Regions from separate parts of the Homo sapiens genome. Here region 1 is linked to region 2. Evidence: read pairs that join two places in POLR2A ChIA-PET (ENCODE). Cell type or tissue: HepG2. All regions are shown on one strand. Links, peaks and the distances in the headings refer to the core of each region. The heading gives the core; the rest is flanking DNA.

The links. Peaks named below come from ENCODE experiments on the same cell type or tissue, not always from the same donor. Only the 100,000 strongest peaks of a DNase experiment are listed, where the experiment ranks them.
Region 1: POLR2A ChIA-PET joins it to region 2 with 42 read pairs; 32 of 35 experiments call an interaction of 5 or more read pairs at or near these places.

What each region holds. Positions count from the first base shown.
Region 1 is chr14:22,991,053-22,999,371 of GRCh38, forward strand. C14orf93 (chromosome 14 open reading frame 93) reads right to left here. Exons shown (of 7, transcript NM_021944.4): 2 at 7,375-8,319; 3 at 4,896-5,216. The coding sequence starts at 7,971. It overlaps AJUBA-DT (AJUBA divergent transcript), which reads left to right. Exons shown (of 3, transcript XR_007064074.1): 3 at 6,122-7,378. Among named protein-coding and RNA genes, the nearest start is that of AJUBA-DT, 11 kb to the left of the region's middle. In HepG2, for the core only: a CTCF peak has its summit at 3,858 (motif pointing right); a DNase peak (open chromatin) is centred at 3,839.
Region 2 is chr14:23,053,138-23,061,456 of GRCh38, forward strand. It overlaps CDH24 (cadherin 24), which reads right to left and starts at 4,383. Exons shown (of 13, transcript NM_144985.4): 1 at 4,266-4,383; 2 at 2,396-2,720; 3 at 1,922-2,216; 4 at 1,610-1,729; 5 at 1,369-1,536; 6 at 1,004-1,191; 7 at 359-612. The coding sequence starts at 2,596. It overlaps ACIN1 (apoptotic chromatin condensation inducer 1), which reads right to left. Exons shown (of 19, transcript NM_001386863.1): 17 at 8,161-8,319; 18 at 7,947-8,047; 19 at 5,427-6,337. The coding sequence ends at 6,011. It overlaps LOC105370705 (collagen alpha-2(I) chain-like), which reads left to right and starts at 4,523. Exons shown (of 2, transcript NR_169511.1): 1 at 4,523-4,905; 2 at 5,148-5,512. RefSeq lists silencers at 4,263-4,382, 4,463-4,612. In HepG2, for the core only: CTCF peaks have their summits at 1,442 (motif pointing left), 3,200 (motif pointing right), 4,502 and 5,082 (motif pointing left); DNase peaks (open chromatin) are centred at 1,473, 3,194 and 5,074; H3K4me3 peaks cover 1,876 bases; H3K27me3 peaks cover 588 bases.

The sequences.
Region 1 (8,319 bases), core at 238-8,237, 62 kb before region 2:
CATGATCTGCCCGCCTCGGCCTCCCAAAGTGCTGGGATTACAGGTGTAAGCCACTGCGCCCGGCCCCTACTCTTGCACATTTAAATTTTTTCTTCAAAATGTATTTGTATTTCTTTTCTTTTTTTTTTTCTTTCTGAGACAGAGTTTCACTCTGTCACCCAGGCTGGAGTGCACTCATTAAAAAGTTTTGCCAGCCGGGCGCGGTGGCTCATGCCTGTAATCCCAGTACTTTGGGAGGCCAAGGCAGGTGGTGCCATCTCAGCTCACTGCATCCTCCGCCTCCCGGGTTCAAGCAATTCTCCTGCCTCAGCCTCCTGAGTAGCTGGGACTACAGGTGCACCACCACCACATCCAGCTAATTTTTGTATTTTTAGTAGAGATGGGGTTTCACCATGTTGGTCAGGCTGGTCTCGAACTCCTAACCTTGTGATCTACCCACCTCAGCCTCCCAAAGTGTGCTGGGATTACAGGTGTGAGCCACCGCACCGGGCCTGTTTAATATAAAAATGTCTTCTGCAATTTTTCTTTTTTCTTTTTGAGACAGAGTCTCACTCTGTTGCCAGGCTGGAGTGCAATGGCGGGATCTCGGCTCACTGCAACCTCCACCTCCCGGGTTCAAGCAATTCTCCTGCCTCAGCCTCCCGAGTAGCTGGGACTACAGGTGCACCACCACCACATCCAGCTAATTTTTGTATTTTTAGTAGAGATGGGGTTTCACCATGTTGGCCAGGATGGTCTTGATCTCTTGACCTCGTGAACCACCTGCCTCAGCCTCCCAAAGTGCTGGGATTACAGGCATGAGCCACCGTGCCTGGCCATCTTCTGGAATCTGCTAGTAAAACTGATGACCCAGGCAAAAGCCCCGGGTTTGTCTGTGGCTTTATGTATTTCTTCATGTGTTACCACAAATCTCTGGAGTATATACACCATGGTCTGAAAAACAGAAATCTAAAATAACAGAAACGTGAATCGGAAAAGACCGTGGAGGCTATATTATATTACCCAATCTCCCTTTCACATCATTAAACAGGCTGTCTTTCCACTTTGTTTATACCCATCTAATGATGAGTTCTCCATTCTGAGTCAGCTTATTCTATTGTTGAACATTTCTACTCATTAAAAAGTTTTGCCGGCTGGGCGTGGTGGCTCATGCCTGTAATCCCAGTACTTTGGGAGGCCAAGGCGGGTGGATCACCTGAGGTCAGGAGCTCGAGACCAGCCTGACCAACATGGTGAAACCTCATCTCTACTAAAAATACAAAAATTAGCCAGGCGTGGTGGCGTGCGACTGTAGTCCCAGCTACTCAGGAGGCTGAGACAGAGGAATTGCTTGAACCCAGGAGGCGGAGGTTGCAGTGAGCTGAGATCGTGCCACTGCACTCCAGCCTGGGCAATAAAGTGAGACTCTGTTTCAAAAAAAAAAAAAAAAGAAAGAAAAAGTTTTGCCTTAGATGCTTCAAAATCTGTTCCCAGTTTTGCCCATAATAGCACCTAAAATATTTATTTATTTATTTATTTATTTATTTTTATTTTTTATTTTTTTGAGATGGAGTCTTACTCTGTAGCCCAGGCTGGGGTGCAGTGGCGTGATCTCGGCTCACTGCAACCTCTGCCTCCAGGGTCCTGGTTCAAGCAATTCTCCTGGCTCAGCCTCCCTAGTTAGCTGGGATTACAGGAATGCACCACCATTCCCAGCTAATTTTTGTATTTTTGGTAGAGATGGGGTTTCACCATGTTGGCCAGGCTGGTCTTGAACTCCTGACCTCGTGATCCACCCACCTCGGCTTCCCAAAGTGCTGGGATTACAGGCATGAGCCACCACGCCCAGCTTTATTTATTTATTAAGAGACAGAGTCTTGCTCTGTTGTCCAGGCTAGAGTGCAGTGGTGTGGTCTCAGCTCACTGCAACCTCCGCCTCCCAGGTTCAAGTGATTCTCCTACCTCAGCCTCTCAAGTGGCTGGGATTACAGGCGCACGCCACCACGCCCAGCTAATTTTTGTATCTTTAGTAGAGACGTGGTTTCACCATGTTGGCCAGGCTAGTCTCAAACTCCTGACCTCAGGTGATCTGCCCGCCTTGGCCTCCCAGAGTGCTGGGATTACAGGCGTGAGCCACCGCACCCGGCCCTAATGCAGGGTTTTAACATGTCCTTCAATTAAGTTTAGTTGTTTCTGATTGTATTTTCATCCCAAGCTCCCTCAGTCAGTGGAAGTTACCCAGTCCCAAACTGACAGATTAATATCCTGATCCAAGGACTTTTCAGCTCCATATTCAGAAATCCCCAATTTATCCTTCTACCTCTATGGCTGATTCACCATACCAACTTAGGAAAGTATTGTCAACTCTTTATGGCTAGGGTCTCCACTCTGTAAAAAGGACCATTATTATACTAGCTGCATATTCAACATAGTTATTTTACCTCTTAGTAGTCCACACTTAAGGAATCACAAAGGAGTGGGCGAATGTTTCAGAAAGTATTTGGGAGAGTTTCAAAAAAACAAAAAACAAAAAAAGGGGAAAGAAAAAAGGGAGTTACAAAGCTTCCAACTCAAGTGGCTTGGAAGAGATCAGCTGATAAAAATCAAAACAGGCTTGACATGGAAAGGGAAAATACTCTAGACAATAAGTGTGAGGACTGTAAAGGCTGTTGGCTCACCTACCTCCTGAATAAGCTAAAAATATTTCCCCAAGGAGTGGCTGGGATCTGCAGCATTCCAAGGAATTAAGAATTCTGGTTTGATCCTTTTGGTTCACAGGATCCCTAGCAGCAATCCTCAAGAGCCTCAGCAGATTGGAGAGATGCCTCTTTGATTCTGTCCCAGAGCTAAAGATTGGAATAACTGTCCCTCCCCCTCTAAACCCACAGTCTGCCACAAGAACATTTTAAACCTTCCTCCATGATGGGCAGCAGAACTCCCTGACTAGTCCTCCAGATCCTTCTCAAGCACAGAATAGAGAGAGCATGATGGTGAGTGAGGATACTGTCCTTCCTGCAGGTCTTCAGTTCCACCACACTCTCCTAAGGGAAGGAAGAAGCCAGGCCTCAATGCTGTACCTCTCTCTGGAGGCAGCAGGCACAAGTGGAATGGAAGTGATGGAAAATCCTGCTTTTATGCAAATTGTAACTATAAACTCATTATAGTCAATATGAACATTGTATGGCTAAAGAATATCTCCAGCCAGGCATGGTGGCTCACGCCTGTAATCCCAACACTTTGGGAGGCCGAGGTGGGTGAATTGCCTGATCTCAGGAGTTCAAGACCAGCGTGGCCAACATGGTGAAACCCCATCTCTACTAAAATACAAAATTAGCCAGGCGTGGTGGTGCAAGTCTGTAATCCCAACTACTCGGGAGGGTGAGGCAGGAGAATCGCTTGAACCTGGGAGGCTTGCAGTGAGCTGAAATCACGCCACTGCACTCCAGCCTGGGTGACAGAGCGAGACTAAAAACAATATCCCCACAGTTGTCAGAAAAAAGCTTTTGTGAGACCAGCCTGGGCAACTAAAATACAAAAATACAAAAAATAAGCCAGGCATGGTGGTGCATGCCTGTAATCCCAGCTACTCGGGAGGCTGAGGTGGGAGATCACTTGAGCCTGGGAAGTCGAAGCTGCAGTGAGCCATGATCACACCACTGCACTCCAGCCTGGGCAATGGGAGTGAGACCCTGTCTCAAGAAAGAAAAAAAAAAAAAAGAAGTTTTTGGGTACAGAGTTGATCCCAAAGACTGTGGTCACTTTAAAGAAGGTTTCTCAACCTCTTCACTATTGGCATTTTGAGCTGGATAATTCTTTGTTATGGGGGCTGTCGTGTGCACTGCAGGATGTTTAGCAGAACACCCACTAGATGTCAGTAGCATTCTCCTTCCCCTGCCCCCGGCCACCCACCAGTTGTAATAATCACAAACGTCTCCAGATGTTTCCAAATGTCTCCTGAGGGTAAAATCACCCCAGGTTGAGAACTACTGCCCTAGAACTTCTCTAGGTTTGGTCAGCTGCCAGGATGGGGACTCCCAGCTCAGCAGGATGTTCTTTGGGCTCCCAGCCACGCCAAGAAGTGTTCAGGCAGACCTGGTTCAGGCCAGTCCCTTCCTGGCTAAGAGCTCTTGGAATGACTGGAATCTCCAAACCTCTATAACTGAGCTGAAGGTCTAGTGACTCTCTGCATCTCTGAAGCTTGAGACCACCTCAGGACAGCTTCACTTGCTTTTCCACCCAAGGTGCCCCTTGTCACTTACTCTGCACACTAGCTTAATTTGCAGGCAATTTCCAGAGTTACCCTTTGGTGACCAATCTGCTCAATCCCTTAAAGATCTTCTCATCAGGATTATTAGAACACTAGGAAGGCTGGGCATGGTGGCTCACGCCTGTAATCCCAGTACTTTGGGAGGCCGAGGCGGGTGGATAACCTGAGCTCAGGAGTTCGAGACCAGCCTGACCAACATGGCAAAACCTGGTCTCTACTGAAAATTCAAAAATTAGCTGGGGGTGGTGGCACGTGCCTGTAATCCCAGCTACTCAGGAGGCTGAGGCAGGAGAATCGCTTGAACCTGGGAGGTGGAGGTTGCAGTGAGCTGAGATCATGCCATTGCACTGCAGCCTGGGTGACAGAGTGAGACTCTGACTCAAAAAAAAAAAAAAAAAAAAAAAAGAACACCAGGAGATGTGATATAAAGGAAGATATCACATTATCTGGAAAAGCCTAAAAGCTTGATGTTTAGCAGGGGACTTCCTATCCCTAGTGTTACAGAATAACCTCTCTCCTTATCCCTCCCACTCTGGTAGGATTCAGTACAGCATTCATTCAATATGGGAGGCCTAAAATCAACCCACCCATCACTCTTCACTTATCTCTCCAGACTGAAGAAAAATTTATAGAAACTGAGCTCACTCACAGAGAGTACAAGATCCCGCTTGCGCCTGGAGTTCTTCTGCCCACTTCCTCTGGTCCTGCATGGGGAAACGGTCAGCCCTAGAGAGTGTCTCAGCTCCCCAGTGCTCCCAGGGCCTGACTCTTCCAAGGCACTGTCCAGCGCAGCAGCGGCATTGAGCATGTCCTCAGGGCGGGGTGGTGGCAGCTTGGTTCCATTTTCTGGTCCTGTCTCTGGGGTTGCCCGCTGGATTGCCAGTTGTGTGGCTGGTGAGAGTTGCTTGGCATAAGCAGGGACCAGAACTCGCTGTACTGCACCCTCAGAGGCCACGTAATCATCCACCAGCTAAGAACATAAAAAATAATAGCCTATTAGCCAGCCAGGCTTAGGGGAACCTGGTTAACCATCATTCTTTGGCTAAGAATAGTGAACAGAAAGTGGAAAGAAGGGGAACTCTAGCACAGTCTTTAATGGTCAATGGCTTGTTTCTCTGGGACTCCTATGAGTGTTGGGCAAATATTTCTTGTGTGTACAGGGCCTCTCATGTTGGGTTGTTACCATAGGGCTGCTCACAAGGAGAAAGCATGTTTCTGACACTGTTGGTGAATAGTCATTTATGGATAGCTCTTGGATATAAGAAATGGAGCTAGATAAGTGTTTTGTCTGAAAGGACTGGGTGAAGAAGTGATGACAAGAAAGAAACCAAGCAAGAGAAGGAGTAAGAAAATAAAACAGTAACAGCAATAAAGAGGAGACATAAAAGACAAATGAGCAAAGGAGGAAGACATAAAGTCAGAAATCCCTAGAGAGACTGGCAGCAACAGCTCCCCTCACCTATCCTCCATTCCCAGAGTCAGTCCATGCCCTCACCTTGATCCTGCCCCGGCCACATTCGACTGTCATAGCCCCTGACATCTACCTGACTGCCTGTGCCCTCACTCAAGGACATACAGAGCCGGGAAAGGAAGAAGGGAGCAAGGGAGAGAGGGAGGAAGAAAGGAGGGGGGATTTCTGCAGTCAAGAAAACAAAATACTGAAAGTGGGGACACACACGCACACGCACACACACACACACACACACACACACAGAAAGATGCGGGGGAGGAGGCTGAGATTTATAGACCTGTGAGCTGCTTTCTGCGCTGTGAAATCTAATTCCATCCTGTCGGCTTGGAAGCCTTTCCTGCCTCAAAGAACCCACAGCTCAGGGCAATGCCTAGCCTGGTACCTTTCTGCCTCCCACCTTCCAGGTCCTCCCTTGAGCTGGAACCACGGAGAGTCCTGACCAGCCACAGACTGGGGTGAGCAGCAGTGGCCATTACCCATATGGCTGTGCCTTCAGGAGAGCAATGACCAGTTGCTGTGTTACACTGGAGGGGGAGAGAGGGGTTTATGTATTCATTTCTCAGATCCAGCAGATGGGCTGGGAGTTTCATCCCTCCCATCTACTCCATGTGTTCTGCTCCTTTACTCTTTACTGGGTGTCTATGTCTTGTTGTGGGGGGAGGAGAAAAAGAGAGGACAGACGGAGAATAAGGTGGAGAGCTGACAGAACTCCAACCGTCTCTCAAGTGGCACCACATCTGTTATTTTCCTATCTCTAAGATCTCTATAGTTGCTCCATCTCCTTTTCATACTTCCATGTGTGACATTCTGCAGTTCTTACTCTACTCAGCCAGGATTTTCCTGCTCATATGGCCCTTAAGCAGTAAAGAAACTGAAATAGCACAATGTACATCTATGTCTTTTCCTGCTCACAAAATATGCTTGCTTGCTTCCTTCTTTTCTTCCCTCTTTCTCCCTATATGTTATTCTCTTACTGTTAACAATCAGTTGGCCATTTCTTTTTCTCATTTCCCATTTTATTTCCTTTCCTCTACCTCCCCCTCGCCTTACCTCATAGTCTCTCTCCCGTGGTGTAGATTCTCTTTCCACATAGATTCACCTTTCTTCTGTGCTCCCTTTTTTCACTTTTTCTCCTCCCTCAGCCCTTCATTTCTACTTGTCTCTTTCCCTCCCTATACTTGTCTTCTATTATCTTTATCTTTGTCCTCTCACTTTTTCCTCCTCTCTCCACCTCTGCCTCTCTCCCCTGTACATTCCCATCTCTCTTTGTACTGAATTCCTCTTGGCAAGCAGAGGGCCTGCGATAAAATATGAATGAGCCGTCTGTGCACGGCAGGCATCCTCGCCAGGAGAGGCAGAGTCCATGGAGCAGCCGAGACAGCTGTGGAAGAGAAGGTGCCATGCGGAGCTACTGAGAGAGAGGGAAGGGCACCCCATCACTACACACAGCAAAAAATGACCTTCTGCCAAAGAAGCTGATGGTTCAGGAAGAAAATAGAGCTGACTATCCCTGAAGGAAAAGGAAACGTGGTACTGTTTTGCTTTATCACAAATACAAACAAAAGGTTTAAAGATGGAAAGAAAAGAACAGAAAGGAAAAAGAGTGAAAAGCCAGGAAAAGCACCTAGGAGGAATAGCCCTCTGCTGCCATACTCACAGGATTGAGCAGGGGGGCCGCCTCGCTGGCAGCCAGCGTGCACCCTGGGAGCCGCATGTCCCTCTGAGTTGCTGGGAAGCCCAAAGGCCCAGGCCCCACTGAGGCTGCTCCCAGCTGCCGCAGCTCCTCAATCACCACCTGCACGCCGCTGCCCACGCTGTCACACTCCTCTTCCACGGCAGACAGAGCCTTAAAGGCTTCCCCGGGACTTTCCTTGAGAGGCCCAGGCTCCTCAGGTGGGGAACTATGTGCCCGGCTTTCCCCATCTTCATCAGGGATGGACACTTTCCCTTGCCTCAGGTCACCCACTTCCTCCTGGAGACGTTTTAACAACTCATTGTTGGCCCTGGCAAGACCCAGAGCAGCTTCAGCCAAACCCACTGCCTTATCGACCCGCTGGTAGATAACATGCAGGAGCTGCTCTGAGCTCTGAACAGCCAAGCCATGTCCAGTCACTGTGATGGGGGTGCTGGGAGGAGGATTCCCACCCTGGGAGCCTGTGTTGCCTCCATTAGTCTCACTCTTACAGGCGCAGCAGCAGCATCTGGCCTCGCTGCCACTGGGAGGGGAGAAGAGAATGGTGGCACTGAAGGACATGGCGGATGGGGCAGTAACAACCACGCTTACACTGCTGGGCCGCTCCAACAGGTAGGAAGCATCAACTTCTCTGGACTCACTTTCCTTTCTCAATGAGGATGGTCAGAGGAGCCCAGGCCCCAAGCTGTAGGGTCTGTGAAAGAAGAGTAAACAAGCCATGAAGAAGCACACAGTCCATGGCGGCCTCTCCTCGGCCTGCAGAAGGGAGACAGGTGCCTTCTATTTGCAGATCCTGTGCTCTCCTAGCACATCACAAATCAAGGCCTTCCTGATGAACGGTTTCAGACGGTAGAGAGCATTCCTTCTGCCCCCCAGCATGGAACCCCCGACTAGTGCAACCTAAGGAAC
Region 2 (8,319 bases), core at 277-8,276:
CCTACTTCATAGGGCTGTTGTGAGAATTCAGTGTCAGCAAGGGGGTAAACTGTGAAGCACTTTGGGAATGATCAATAGAGATCCACTTATCAAATGAGACTATATCCACTTGCACTGCCACTGGGAGGGGCCACCATCATCTACCCAGAGGGGTGGACAGACGGTTGAGGAGTGGTCAGCCAGGCCCTCCGGCTCTCCCCTGGCACCCAGGCCTGCAGACCAGCAAGCCCAGCTGCAGGGAGGGAGGCTTTTGCTGGGATATGAGTGATTTGCTATAAGGTAGGGGGCACATTTACTCATTCTCTGGGTGGGAAGAGCCTGCCATCTGGCTCCCCAGCCCACATCCCAGCTCACCTACCTGATTGGGCTGGCAGGGGAGTCCAGGTCAGCCGCGGAGATCTGGCCTACCAGGGTCCCCGGGGCCTTGTTCTCAGGCACTGTCAGGTGGTAGGCAGCCTGGGTGAAGGCAGGTGGCTCTGGGGCATCTTGCACTGCCACACGCACAGAGGCCACATCCTTGAAGGGCCCTCGCCGCAGATAGGCTGGGTCAATGAGCGTGTTGGTGGCCTCGACACGGAAGGAGTAGGAGCGCTGGCTCTCAAAGTCTAGGGGCTATGGTGAGGGGAGAGGGAGAAAAAGTGAGGCATGTGGAAACCAGGGCAGGTCCCAGGCTCTTGGAAGGTGACAAGTCCCCTCCTCACATGCATGCAGTGCTCAGTCCTCATGTGAGGAGAGGTGGCACTGGAGGGACAGTGGCCTTGGTGGTCAGGATGCACAGCAGATTACTTAGGAACTCTAGGTCTGCCCCTAGCTCCCTCATAGACTTGCTATCACTTCTTCTTTCTAAGCTCCAGGGCCTCATCTGAAGGATGAGGAGGTGACCATGATCTCTAAGCTCCAACAGAGAGATCCTGAGTCTGTTCTAGAAGAACAGTTAAATATGTGCCCTGTGGGTCGGCAGGAGGCAGGTCTAAGAGAAAGCATTAACAGGCAGGAGGCTAACCTTGCGGACAGTGAGGAGCCCGTCTCGACCCTGCAAGTCTGTGCTGATGCTGAAGGCCTCAGACCCCTCCCCATCCAGGATGCTGTATGCCATCAGGGCGTTGTCCCCCAGGTCTGGGTCCTGGGCCCGGAGCCGGCCCACCAGTGTGCCAGGTCCAGCTGTCTCCACCACGGAGAACTGGTATAGGCCTTGGGATGACAGAGGGGAGACACCTTCTCAGAGAGGTCCCCAGCCCTCCTCCCTCCCCACAGCACTTTATTCTCCCAGGATCTGGCTGGGGAGGAGGCGAGGAGGGAAGGTTTCTCCAGACACTGTAGGGGTGGGGTGATCAAAGGATGGCTCAGGTGGCAGCAATGGCCCCTTACTCTGTGGGAACTTGGGGGGGTTGTCGTTGACATCGCTGAGCGTGACAGTCACCGTAGTGCTGCCTGACAGCCCCCCCATGTGGCCGCCCATGTCCTTGGCCTGGATCACCACCAAGAACTCCTCCTGTGTCTCCCGGTCCATGTTGGGGATGGCTGTACGCACCACTCCTAGGGAGAGATGCTGGTCAGAGGGTGTCTGTCCCCTTGGCTGCCCCACCGGGCTCCCAGGCTCCATCCTCACCAGTCTGGGGGTCCACAGAGAAGAAAGGCAGTCCATCCAGAACAGTGTACACCAGCTTGGCACTGTTCCCATAGCTGGGGTCATCAGCATCGTGAGCAGTCACCTGGATCACTGATGTCCCTGTGGGGGATGCCAGCACGCCATTCAGCAGCAGCAGGGAAGGATGGGGAAGAACAACCGATGGGGGGGGATGCAGATACGAGGGAGGCTGAATTGAAGGGGGCAGGTTCTGGGGCAGACAACAAGAAGGGAAGGAGAGGTGAGAGAGCTCCAGAAGACGGGAACTGGGGCATTCAGAGCTGGGGTGCTCACCGACATTGGACATCTCGGGCACGGTGGCATGGTAGGGCCCAAGGGGAAAAATGGGTGGATTGTCGTTGATGTCTTGCACTTTGATGATGAACTCTGATGGGGGCTCCAGGGGCCGGTTGGAGGCTCGGTCCACGGCTTGGGCCAGTAGCACATATTGCGCCTTTTCCTCCCGGTCAAGGCTCTTGGTAACATGAATATTGCCTGTGGCCTCATCAATCACAAATACGGTGCCTGCCCCCTCCCCGGTCAACAGGTACTTGGTGCGGCCCTCTCCCCGGTCAACATCCGAGTGCAGCTGCAGGGGTCACGAAAAGATGGCAGAGGGCTCCAAGTACAGAGACAGGGTTAAAGAGTCTAGGTTTGGGTAGAGCGTTGGGAGTCCTGAGGGACCAAGGTCATTGCAGAAGTGATGAAGTTGCAGGGCAGGGCCTGAGGGCTTGGTGTCAGAGTAGACATGGGAGGGGTCATCCTTACCTTGCCAATGAGAACAGGCTCTGGACCAGCATATTCCTCAATGACAAAGAACTGGTTCCAGACCCAGCTCCTTCGAGTCCGCAGCAGAGCAGGCCCTGGGTGTTCCCGGGACCCTGCCCAGGCCCGGGCTGGGGCTGCCAGACGCCCCATGCAGCCCCAGCCACCCAGCCAGGCCAGCAGGAGCCTCACCAGGCCCCACATGTTTGGACTCCAGCCAGGGCTCTGTTCACTGGCCCTGGGTGCTGAGGCTGGGCCAGGCCACGTGGCCCATGAGCTGGCTGGGGTGGAGGGGCAGATGCGTTGAGGCTACCCCATGGATCCACACCTGCAGGACAAGCAGCTGCTCAGGCTCAAGGAAACCCCTAGCCCTCCTCCCCCGCAAAATTAGATGCTGAAGACCAGACCTCCAAGGAACCAGACACTCCACTGCCCAGAACTCAGACTAAGACAGAGAGCAGAGAGGCTGATCCTTCCTCCACCCAGGCTCTGCATGTATTCACCTCCAGCCCTCCAAGCTGATAAATCTCTGGTCAGTCAACTCTGAGTAGAGAACTGGGGAGGAACACAGGAGAGGGGATGCTGGGAGGGCTTGGAATCCCAAATCTGGTCTCTGTCCTCCCAGGTTGGGCACGTAGCCAGGTATTGGAGGAGGCGGGGCTACCAGAGAAAGGGCTTAAAATTACGGAGTTGGGATTCATGGAGGTGTGGCCTTAAGGTGTCTAGGGTCAGCATGAGATGACAAGGAGTGCAGCCTCAGGCAGGGCTGAGAGTCTGTGAAAGTCCCTCCCCACAAGGGGGAGCCCCACTCTCCAGGCCCTGTCTCCAGCCCACGCTGCCAGTGCAGTCCTTGAAGGGGGACTGGGCTCGTGAGACAGGAGTTGGGAGCCAGAGCTGAAGGAAGAGGATACAGGGTGGGGGACAGGGGGAGGTGACCGGGGAGAGAGGTCCACCCAGAGGCTAGAGACAGATAATGACTGACGGCTAGACTGACTCAGGGACTGTCCGGCAGAGAAATGACTGGATGAGAGACAGAAACAGAACAGTGGCAAGAGACAGAATGAGAGAGACCAGGGCAGCAGCCTGGGTGTCTGAAGGCAGAGAGGAGTCCTAGGGGCCAGGCTTGGAAACGGGTCACCGGGGGCAGTTCCGGGCAGGCAGGGGCAGACCTCAGCTTCGGGGGTGTCAAGCCAGGCCTCGGGAACTTAATTCTGGGAGAAGGAGCAGACAGGAGGGGTGGAGGCAGGGAGGGGCCACGGGAAGGGAGCTAGAGAGGAGACCCTTCCCACTGCTCTCCTTTCTCCTAGGGGCGGGGGGGAGGACCCCTCAGGTAGCTGTGGCTTCTGCCCCTCCTCCCTCAGAGCAGACACACACCTGACAGTCCCTTTGCTCCCGAGGGAAGGGGGAAACCGGAGGAAGGCTGGGGACCAGAGAGAAGGCGGGATGAGGAGGCGAGAAGGAAGGGGATAGAGGAGTGGGAAACAGGATAGCAGGAAGGGGAGAGGAGAGGGAGGGAAAGGAGAGCAAGAAAGAGAAAAGAGAAAGGCAGGAAAGGGGAGAAAGGTAGAGAAAGAAAAAGGCAAAGAGGGAGAGGAGATGGAAAAAGGACAAGAGGGAGAGGGAAGGGTTGGGGAGACAGAGGGAAGGGATAAGGAAGGCAAACAGGCAGAGAAGGAAGGGTGAAGAGAAATCGAGAGAAGAAAGAGGGAGAGAGGTGCGAGGGGAGAAGGGAAAGAGGCAGAGCGCGGGAGAAGGGAGCCGGCAGCGGGCTCCCAGCCACGGAGCGCACCCCTCCGAAGACCCCCGCAGGCTGCGGGCCCCCTCCTACCCCTCCGCGGATTCCCGACCCCTGCTCCGGGGCAGGCGCCCTTACCTGGCACTGCCGAGGGGCCCAGGCCGGCGGGAAGCGCCCCCGCCCGCCCCCGTCGCCGGGTCCCGGGGGCACAGCCCCGAGCCGATTGGAGCGGGCGCCGCGGCTCCGCTGCAGGTCTGAGCGGCCCCGGCGAGAACAAGGGAGCGAGACGGAGGGGGCGGGGGAAGAAGACTCCGCCTGCGGAGGAGCGAGGCGGCTCCGCGCCGCGCGGGAGAGGAGAGCCCAGCCTCCGACCCTCCCCGGCCAGCCGGGCCCGCGCGGCGGGGGCGGGGGCGGAGGCGGCGCCGCGCGTCCGCCCCCTCGGCGCTCCTGGGCTGCGGGGCGCATACAGATGCGGCGCCCCTCCCGGACCGGGCCCGCAGCGCCCGGCAGGGCACTCGGGCGGGAGGACGTCCAGGCCACGGCGCCAGGCCATTTCCGAAGAGCTGGCGGGGCGGGTGCACCCGGGAGCGCGAAGCTGCCAGTCCCCGCCCGCAGCGGAAAACGGGCGAGCGCGCGGTGAGGTGGGGAATTCGGAGCCCACTGCGGAGAGACCCGGCTCCGGGCTCCCGGTTCCCGGCTGGCTTTTGGGACTGGTGTGGATGGAATCCCAGCTGCAAGGCGGCGGCGTTTTGAGAGCCCATGCAAAGCACGGTAGCAGGTCAGCTGGGGGACACTTAAGGACGGCAGAAGGGTCCAGAGAGTCCGAGGCCCGGGCCCAGGGAGCGGGTCGGGAACAGAGGCACGACATCGGCGGGAGGTCGGAGGCGGGCAGTGGAACCCTTCTTGGGAAGCTCGGTTACAGGGGCCAACAGAGCGAGGAGCTGCCGCCCCCTGGTGGTAGTTGTGGGAGGCACCAAGGTGGCAGGCAGGTGACCAAACCCCTAATTTAACCGTGCACAGGACCAGGAACCAGAAGAGGACCCACCCTCCTAGCCCTGCTGGGGTGCCGCCACGGACACAGGTTGCTCCATGCCTTCCCGAATGAGGAAGGTCCACAGCTTTGGGTTGGTCAGGGCCAAGGCAGGGGATAAAAGACGTGGGAAGTTCAATAAGCAGGAAGCAGTCAGCCTAAAGGAACACATGGAATGAGAGCAACTCCTACTCCAGATATCCTCAGATGTCCACGCTCAGATATCCACAGTGGCTTCTTAACCTGCCCAAAGAAAGCCACTCACACAGTTTAAAACTAAGTCAGATTTTTATTTTTTTTTCCATAGACCACATCATTTAATAATAAAAAAAATAAAAATAAAAATTGAACAAAAGGAAAAGGTGGATATAAAGTGGAACCTGTGGGAAAGAGGCAAGGGCTGCAGGACAGAAGAGACTGGGAACTGCAGGGGCCCTGGGACTCAGGAGGAGATGCTGATTCAGCTCATAGGTGACCCAGTCCTGGCCCCGGCTGTTCCCAAGAGAAGGCTGTAAGTACCCAGGGAGGTGGTAAGCAGGATGGAGGAAAAATCAGAGGACTGGGGCACCTGGCTGTTCCCCATCTCTGGCCAACCACCTCCTTGCCTAACCTAGCTCTTGCCTCTCAGACTTAATGGGAAATGAGAGGGAGGGTCGGGCTAAGTCCCAAGAGATAGGTTAAGGGGGTGTGTTTGGGGGGAAAAGGATGGCCACTTTTCCATTTGGTATGTATGTAGGGATAGGTGATGTGAAAGACCCTTGGCTCCAGGGTGGTGGAGACTGTGCCTATCCCTCTGTGGCCATAACCCCCTGGGGCCGAGTGGCTGGTACCTGCAGCTCTAGTGTTTTCCCAGCTAGCGGCGCCCACCCCGGTCCCGCACAGGTGTGCTCCGACTCCGGCTTCTGCTGTGGCGCTTGGTGTCCCTGCGATCCCTTTCCCTGCCTCGTTCTCGGTCCCTTTCCCTATCCCGATCTCGGTCCCCCCTGTCCCGCTCCCTTTCTCTCTCTCTCTCCCTGTCCCTCTCCCGACTGTGCTCCCGACGTTTCTCTCGCTCCAGCTGTCGGTTCCGTTCCCGCTCGGCTTCCTTCTCCCGCTCCTTTTGCTCTTCTTCTTCTTGCTCCTTTCGCCGCTTCTCCCGCTCCTTGGCCCGTTCGGCCCGCTCTGCCTCTTTCTGAACGATCTGTAGCCAGGTAGGAAAGGCAGAGAATAGGCAGCTCAGTCCTGGTCACAGCCTCCATTTGTGCCTGGACCCTGCCTCCTAGCTCAGGGTCAGCTTTTCAGTTAAACAGGAAGGGGTTGGGGGCTCAACAACTGCATCCTGTCTTTCTTAGAGCACCTCTCTCCCTCCTAGTTTCAGCCTTTTTTTTTTTTTTTCTGAGACGGAGTCTCGCTCCGTCGCCCAGGCTGGGAGTGCAGTGGCACGATCTCGGCTCACTGCAAGCTCCACCTCCCGGGTTCACACCATTCTCCTGCCTCAGCCTGCTGAGCAGCTGGGACCACAGGCGCCCGCGACCACGCCCGGCTAATTTTTTTGTATTTTCAGTAGAGACGGGGCTTCACCGTTGTTAGCCAGGATGGTCTTGATCTCCTGACCTCGTGATCCGCCCGCCTCAGGCTCCCAAAGTGCTGGGATTACAGGCGTGAGCCACCGCGCCCCGCCAGTTTTTTTTTTTTTTTTTTTTTGAGACAGTCTCACTCTGTCGCCCAGGCTGGAGTGCAGTGGTGCTATCTTGGCTCACTGTGGTCTCCGACTCGCAGGTTCAAGTGATTCTCCTGCCTCAGCCTCCCTAGTAGCTGGGATTACAGGTGTCTGCCACCATGCCCCACTAAGTTTTGTATTTTTAGTAGAGATGGGGTTTCACCATGTTGGCCAGGATGGTATCAAACTCCTGGCTTAGATGGAGGCTTAGATGATCCGCCCACCTCAGCCTCCCAAAGTGCTGGGATTACAGGCATGAGCCACCATGCCTAGCCACCAAGTTTCAACTTTTACACACATTGACAGGTACTGGCACCATCCATGCCTGGCCCTTGGTATTTCCCTAGCTCCCTACCGTCAGCGTAGATGTGAACAAATCTCTTTTTTGAGTAGCATAAGCCTAAAATTCCCAAAAGGCCCATTACTAAGAAACTAAGTTAAAGATGCAAAAACTCTTAAAAAGCAGGGAAATGAATTTATAAAACACGATTTCTCAGCTAAATACAATCAAGTTCTTTTTTTTTTTTTAATTGTCTGAGACAGAGTTTTGTTCTTGTTGCCCAGGCTGGAGTGCAATGGCACGGTCTCTGCTCACTGCAACCTCCGCCTCCCGGGTTCAAGCAATTCTCCTCCTCAGCCTCCCAAGTAGCTGGGATTACGGGCGCTTGCCACTGCACCCGGCTAATTTTTGTTATTTTTAGTAGAGACAGGGTTTCCATGTTGGCCAGACTGGTCTGCAACTCCTGACCTGAGGTGATCCACCCGACTCGGCCTCCCAAAGTGCTGGCATTAGAGGCGTGAGCCACCACGCACGGCCTAAAATCAAGTTCTAAGAAGCCTGGTCGGCACAGCCAGCTTCCCAGACATCCACAAACTTCAGCTGCTATCTGCGTGTCTATCTTTACCCTCCTGAGTCTGGTTTCTCTATGTTATACCAATTAACTGAAAACTGCCTTTTTGTGATGCTTAGTTTATCCTAAACCTAGGAAGTACTTGGGCCGACTCACTCTCGCAGTCACATGAATCTCCCCTCACCCTGACCTCAAGCCTCAGTGCCACTAGGGAGCAGGGCACGAAGAAGAGCACTCACCTGGCTGTCAGTCAGTGGGAGCCAATAGATGCAGGGAGCTGCCTTGGTCTTTCGGAAAAGGTCATCCAGCAGCTTGGCAGGTGGTTCCTCCTGGGCTTTCTCTGAGGTGGAAAAAAGTGAACCAGATATGATGCATCTGACCCTCTGTCCCATCCCATCTGGGTCCCTTTCCCACCTACTAGTGGGTATGCGTACCCCATAGCTAAGTACCTACCTTTCTTCTCACTCTTCTTTTCTTTAGACTTCGCACGTTCCTTGCGGCGGCGGTCACGGGACCTTGATCGGGAACGGGGCCCTTCTCGAACTTTGTCCCGATCCCATTCACGCTCTGATCGAGTCCGCTCCCGCCGCTCCATTTCCCGTTCCCGTTCTG